2 separate regions of the Mus musculus genome follow, and region 1 is linked to region 2. A link is a contact called in ENCODE Hi-C or POLR2A ChIA-PET data. All regions are on one chromosome and are shown on one strand. Each heading gives the region's core, a stretch centred on a gene start or an enhancer-like site at or near the end of the contact. The rest is flanking DNA. Distances are from core to core; before and after follow the strand shown. Region 1 overlaps Gm31718 (a long non-coding RNA gene). Region 2 has its middle 11 kb from the start of Gm39286.

Region 1 (2,813 bases), core at 237-2,736, 310 kb after region 2:
AGAAAACAATGATCACTCTTGGCAGTATTCTTTCCTTTCCTTGGGGATCCTAAAATGAGGTGCCACTCAAGCAACAGTACTCTAATGTCCCAGTAGACACCTCAGAGACTATAAGCATGAATATAAGTTGCAGCTCTCAAGGTACCTGTAAGTCTGTAAGCAGATGGACAGTGTGTTCGGGGTTGAACACAAGCACACAGGAGTAGAAAAAGACAATAAGGTTAATCTTGAAGGACTTACTAAGAAGGAAACTGCAGAATCCCATGGGAAAGAAACAGCAGTTAGAAAGATATAGGCACACAGAGCTGTGTAGCTTGCCAACATGGCCTTCAAGTTGCTGGGTTGTGGGACCCTGGGAAGGTGGAGCTGGACACATGGATTTGCTCCATGATGAGTGTGTGTGTGTGTATGTGTGTGTGTGTGTGTGTGTGTGTGTGTGAATTTATCCTGATGGCATTTGGTCAAGTGCTGATGTATTTTCTCAATCAATAGCTTAAGTTTCACCCCAAACACTTAGGGTAGTGAACCTGGACAAGCACTGCCGTCTTCCCTCCTTAAAGTGCCAGCTCCCCATGTTCAACGATGATAATAAGGTCTACTCTGGGGACCACTAAAGAGCCTAGGACAGACAACTTTTTCCTTTTTCTAAAGGAGTGTGTGTGTGTTCATGTATATGGGTTATTTGCCTACACACACACACACACACACACACACACACACAATTATGTGTATGTCTGATGCCCTTGGAAGCCAGAGGAGCATTTAGTCCCCTAGAACTTGAGTTAAAGACAGTTGTGAGCTGCCATGTGGGTACTTAGCATCAAACTCGGGTCCTCTGGGAGAGCAGCAATTGCTCTTCATTGCTAAGCCATCTCTGCAGCTCTCAGAAAACATTTTCTGAAAAGATAGTAAAGATTTTAGATTTGACAGGCCACACTGTTTCTCTAGTTCCTACTCAACTCTCAGTACAACACAAAAGCAGCCATTGACAACCCACAAACAAGCTCTAGAAAAACTTTAAATATAAAGACAGCTGGCTTCAGGCCAGCTATGGCAGGTGGGTAAGAGTATACCTATCTCTGTTTCAGATAAAAAGAAAAGCTGCCCTCCCCTGTTCCTGCTTTTAGCACCTTCTTCCTCTGCACACAGACACATCCCTTCTTCTCACTCCATTGAAAGCTCTCTGGTAATATCAGAGCTTCCCCTTCATCTGAGCTCCAGAGGACTAAGAAGAATACAGAGAATTTGCCAGGCAGAGTGAAAACACCCTTGCTCGAGAGCCAAGTATTTTAGCAATCAATCAGCCAGTCAGAGAGATGTCTCCGTGAGCACATGGTGATGCTGTCCTAGAGCACATGGGAGATGGCTCCTCACCAAGAGCGTGTGGGTGAGTGAGAAACCCCCCTCTTCCCTGCTGCCTGGGTCCCAGTCTCAGCTGTGTGTAATCCTTGAGAGTCACATTTTCCATTTGCCAATCTGAGTGATGAGGAAATTCTGCTAAGTGGCAGCATCTGTGTGTGCACCAGCAGCAAGCATCTGAGCCAGGAATTCTAGGAGATCTCTGGAAGGAAGCTGTGCACGTGAGGACGAGCCTCGAGTCAGCCTAGCTGTAGAGGAGGGGTAACCCACATGGCGATAGGAAGTGGGTGAGATGGGACAGGAAGGGAGACCCTGAAACAGAAATGGAGGAGACAGTTGTGTGAAGACTTTTGGTATTTTTGCTATTGTTACGAGAAAGGGATGATCCGGCCTGTGGTGAGATCAAAAGAGGTAAAAGGTCAGAGTTGGCAGGGGCTGAACCTGGAGCTCTGAATCAGTGGGCTGGCTGTTGCCACTGGTTGATTCCACCAGACAAAGTAGCAGTGATTTCGACTGAGGACCCTGGCATGGCTGATAGAACTGGTATCATCAAGTCTCAAGGGCTTAGCTGGTTGTTCTTGAAAATGCCAGATGGACTAGAGAGAGATGGATCAGTGGCTAAGAGGGCTTGCTGCTTTTCCAAGGACAAAGTTTGATTTCTATGCACTGGGAGGCTCACAGCCACCTGTTATGCCACCTCCATAAGTTCCAAAGACCTCTTCTGGGCTCTTCTGGAAATTCACAAACATGACATACATGTGAAAACTACACACACAAACACACACTCACCCACACATGGTGCACACATACACACATACAGATAGACACACACGGCATATACACATGTACACAAAAACACTCACACACATACGGCATATATACATACTCACATTCATACATATGGAATACACATACATTCATACACGTGGCATATGTCTGTGGCATATGTCCACGGCATACATACATTCAAACACATGGCACACACACGTTCACACACACACGTGCATGCACACACACAAAGATAAATCTTTTTAAAAGAATGTCAGGAACTAATCCAGACACATGTTGCCTGTAATCACAACACTCAACATTTGACATGCTGGACCAAGAGGATCTCCAGTTGAAGACCAGCCTGCCTACATGGCAAGAGCGTATACATTCATCATGTTGATGTGATAAGAGGCAACACTTGGAAGATGTGCCACACTTGGAAGAGGCAACTTAAGGGAAGATTTTACTTTGGCTCACAGGTTCAGGGCGTACGGTCTATGATTGTCAGGAAGGCATGTGGTGGGGGAAGCTCCATCTGTGGCGGTGGCAGCTTGTGCCATGGTTTGTTCACATCTTAGAGGATCGAGAAGCAGACAGACCCACCTGGAACCAGAGGTGGAAATCACCTTGGAGGCCTGCCTCCAATGATGACACTTGTACTAGTTAAATCACAACACCAAAGG
Region 2 (2,866 bases), core at 279-2,778:
CGAAGACACTTTCTCTTTGCACCTACCTGATCTAGTCATAAGGGACATATCTCAAGTCACTAAGCGTTAAGCATCATGGAATGTGTACTACTTAACTTTGTCTGTTAATCCCTCTATAAGACCAAGAGGTAAGCCATCCCATCCCTAACCAGTTTCTCAGAAGACTAAACACAAAAGTTTAGAGAGGGAGGTACCATTTAAGTTTAAGCCATCAGACCCTAGCCCATATTCTTTGTGTGTGTGTGTGTGTAAAACATGGGTACGCATATATGTGTGCATATGTATATGTGTGTATATGTATATGTGTGTATAGGTATATGTGTGCATAAGTATATGTGTGTGCGTATGTATATGTGTGCATATGTGTGCATAGGTATATGTGTGCATATGTATACGAAAGTTCACTTGTCCCTGTCTATGTGTGTGGAATCAAAAGGTCAATGTTCTGTGCCCTCTATTGCTCTCCACATTACTTTTGAGTCAAGATCTCTCCCCGAACATGAAGTGCAATGATTAGCTAGGATGGTTGGCCAATGAGCCTGCCTCTCAGTACAGAGTTTCAAGCCTTTTTGCAGAGGTTACACTGCGTACCCAGCTCTTTGCATGGGCACTCTTGAGATCCAAACCTGGGTCTTCATACTTTCACGGCAAACACTTTAACAACTGAGTCACGCCTCCCAGTCCCCGTTCCTTACCAGGAGGCACATGCATACAGGGAAACCCAGGGAAACCAATCAGTGAAGACACGAATCACAGTGGGCAGGTGGGGGTCTGGTGGAAGCTTTCTCTCCAGTCACCATTCTTACACGTGCCATCTCTTTCCTACTGCAATGTCTGGGATTCCTCTGGGCCTTGGAGAGTCCCAACCTCACCCCAATGGTCCACAACCTCAGCAGACACCACAAGAGAAACCCCCTGGGGCTAACTGGATGGCTTGGTTTGCTGCTCACCCCTTGACTAAGTTCCTTCTCAAGCTACAAAGTTGTGGTTGACCAACTCTTCATGGCTTCCATGGCTTTTACTTTTTATTTATTATTTATTTATTTTTATTTTTTTGGATCCACTGGCTCTAGGGCACAGATATATGGTTCATCAGAAAATAAAATGAAATTTTACACATAGAACATCTCCATTGAAGTTAACCTAATGAAGGAGTTCTTTAATTCCTGCCCCCTCCATTTATTTTTTTTTGTTAATGCTTTTAGAAAATATATTTAAAATCCTCCACCCCCCACAACCACACAAATGCAGTCCTTGCTTCCAAAGTCACAGGTGGGTCAATGTCAAGCTGCTTTGTGGGCCTAATGATATGCTCAAGAGACTGTCCATGAATACCTCTGAACGGATTATTTTTAGAAAGTATTCACCTCTTCTATTTGCAGATCGTATTTTTATTTTATTTCCAATGGCGCCATTTATTCTCTAAGGTCACTGATGAAATAAGAAAGCCTGCACAGGGTAGAGTATTGATACCCAATGAAAATCAGCCTTTGGTCCCCAGCAGGAGGTGCCCTGTAGAACCCTGCTCTCCAGGAGTGAGCACAGCAGGGGGCGCCCTGCTCTCCAGTGTTTCAGAGGGACTCCTTGTTACCCACGTTCACATAATAACGGAAAATATTTATTTGGTGTAACCCAGCAAGCACCCTGTTGCCACACACCTAGTGCCTTTTCAGATCAGAACCCTGTCACAGAGACTGCCTGATTCTTAGCTCCTCTATGGGGTGAATACTCGTTGTTTTGTTGTTTTAATCATTAAGACAACTAAGTGTACATGATGCCATGAGATGCTCATAGTCTAGGAAGATTCCCCAGCCCTGTGTGTGGCAACTGCTGTGTGAAGCATAGGCAGAGAGGTGCGTTCCTAATGGAACTTAAAACTTCAGGTCTCAGCACAGAACTCTCTTGTGTCTCCATGAGAACAGCCTCTGGCTGTAGACACACAGCCACAGGGAAAGAACAGGAACTTTCTCTCAGAAGTTTGAACCAGGAAGCCTTGTGTGCTCAGTGTGCCTTTGATTTCCATCACAATTGCCTCTCAAGGTGCGAGCCAAGTCTCCAGGCAGGTTGTGAGTAGGATTCTAGACACACAAACCTCTTCAGTGTCCCATCCATGTGCTGCAATCGCTGTTGAAGCAATGGCAAGCTGTCACTAAGGCCTGAATGAGGGAGGTCCCTATCTCCCCAGGATAGGCACAATCTGCTCCAAGACTGCTGAGAGAGAAATGTCATCACACACACACACACACACACACACACACACACACACACACACAAACACACACACACACACACACTGTATTCCTTCTGAGACAGGAATGCGCTATGTAGGGCAGGTTGGTCTTGAACTTAAGACCCTTCTGCCTCCACAGTGCTGGGATTCCAGGCATTAGCCACCACACTCGACAGAGAATTAAAAAAAAATAAATAAATAAAATAACACGGAGCTTATTTTTGTTTCTCTCTCCCCCCAACCCCCACCCCAGTACTGCAGAGCGTTAAACTGAATAATTCAGAAAAATGTGAAGTTAACTGGGTAGCACCTTAAACGCGCTCTCTGGCCTTAAATTGTTTCTACATTATTTATGCCCGACTGGACAGCCAGCTGATCGAGCGCCTGATCAGACTTGGGAGCTCCCGCGTGGACTGTGTCCTGAGGATTGCTTCCCAATTGCACTTTGAACATGGTCCAGCATGGGTATGCTCTCTGCTCACACGGACGTCCTTTTGACACGTATGTTTACAGCATCAGCATGAAACATTTGGCTTATTATAGCTACAGCCCTAACCCCCCTCGCCCCCCACCCCCACCCTCACCCCCGGAATGATGGTTTCCAAAAACGGAGTGACATTTGGGCAGCTTTTGTCC

Evidence for each region. A loop is a pair of places that touch in the nucleus more often than their neighbours do. ChIA-PET counts read pairs that join two places held with the same protein, here RNA polymerase II (POLR2A).
Region 1: a loop to region 2 is called in a map of T-helper 17 cell, with 2.1 times the contacts of the local background. The contact joins two enhancer-like sites. A Hi-C loop is called at or near these places in 1 of 37 maps with a recorded cell type or tissue (T-helper 17 cell). POLR2A ChIA-PET finds 5 or more read pairs at or near these places in 2 of 5 experiments (Patski and embryonic stem cell).

What each region holds. Positions count from the first base shown.
Region 1 is chr8:126,893,850-126,896,662 of GRCm38, forward strand. The region is part of intron 1 of Gm31718 (a long non-coding RNA gene); the gene reads right to left. Among named protein-coding and RNA genes, the nearest start is that of Gm31718, 13 kb to the right of the region's middle. Within about 2 kb of position 1,487, at least 1 of the 3 ENCODE cell types and tissues checked has a DNase peak (open chromatin) inside an H3K27ac peak, as active enhancers do.
Region 2 is chr8:126,581,148-126,584,013 of GRCm38, forward strand. No RefSeq gene overlaps it. Among named protein-coding and RNA genes, the nearest start is that of Gm39286, 11 kb to the left of the region's middle. Within about 2 kb of position 1,529, at least 1 of the 3 ENCODE cell types and tissues checked has a DNase peak (open chromatin) inside an H3K27ac peak, as active enhancers do.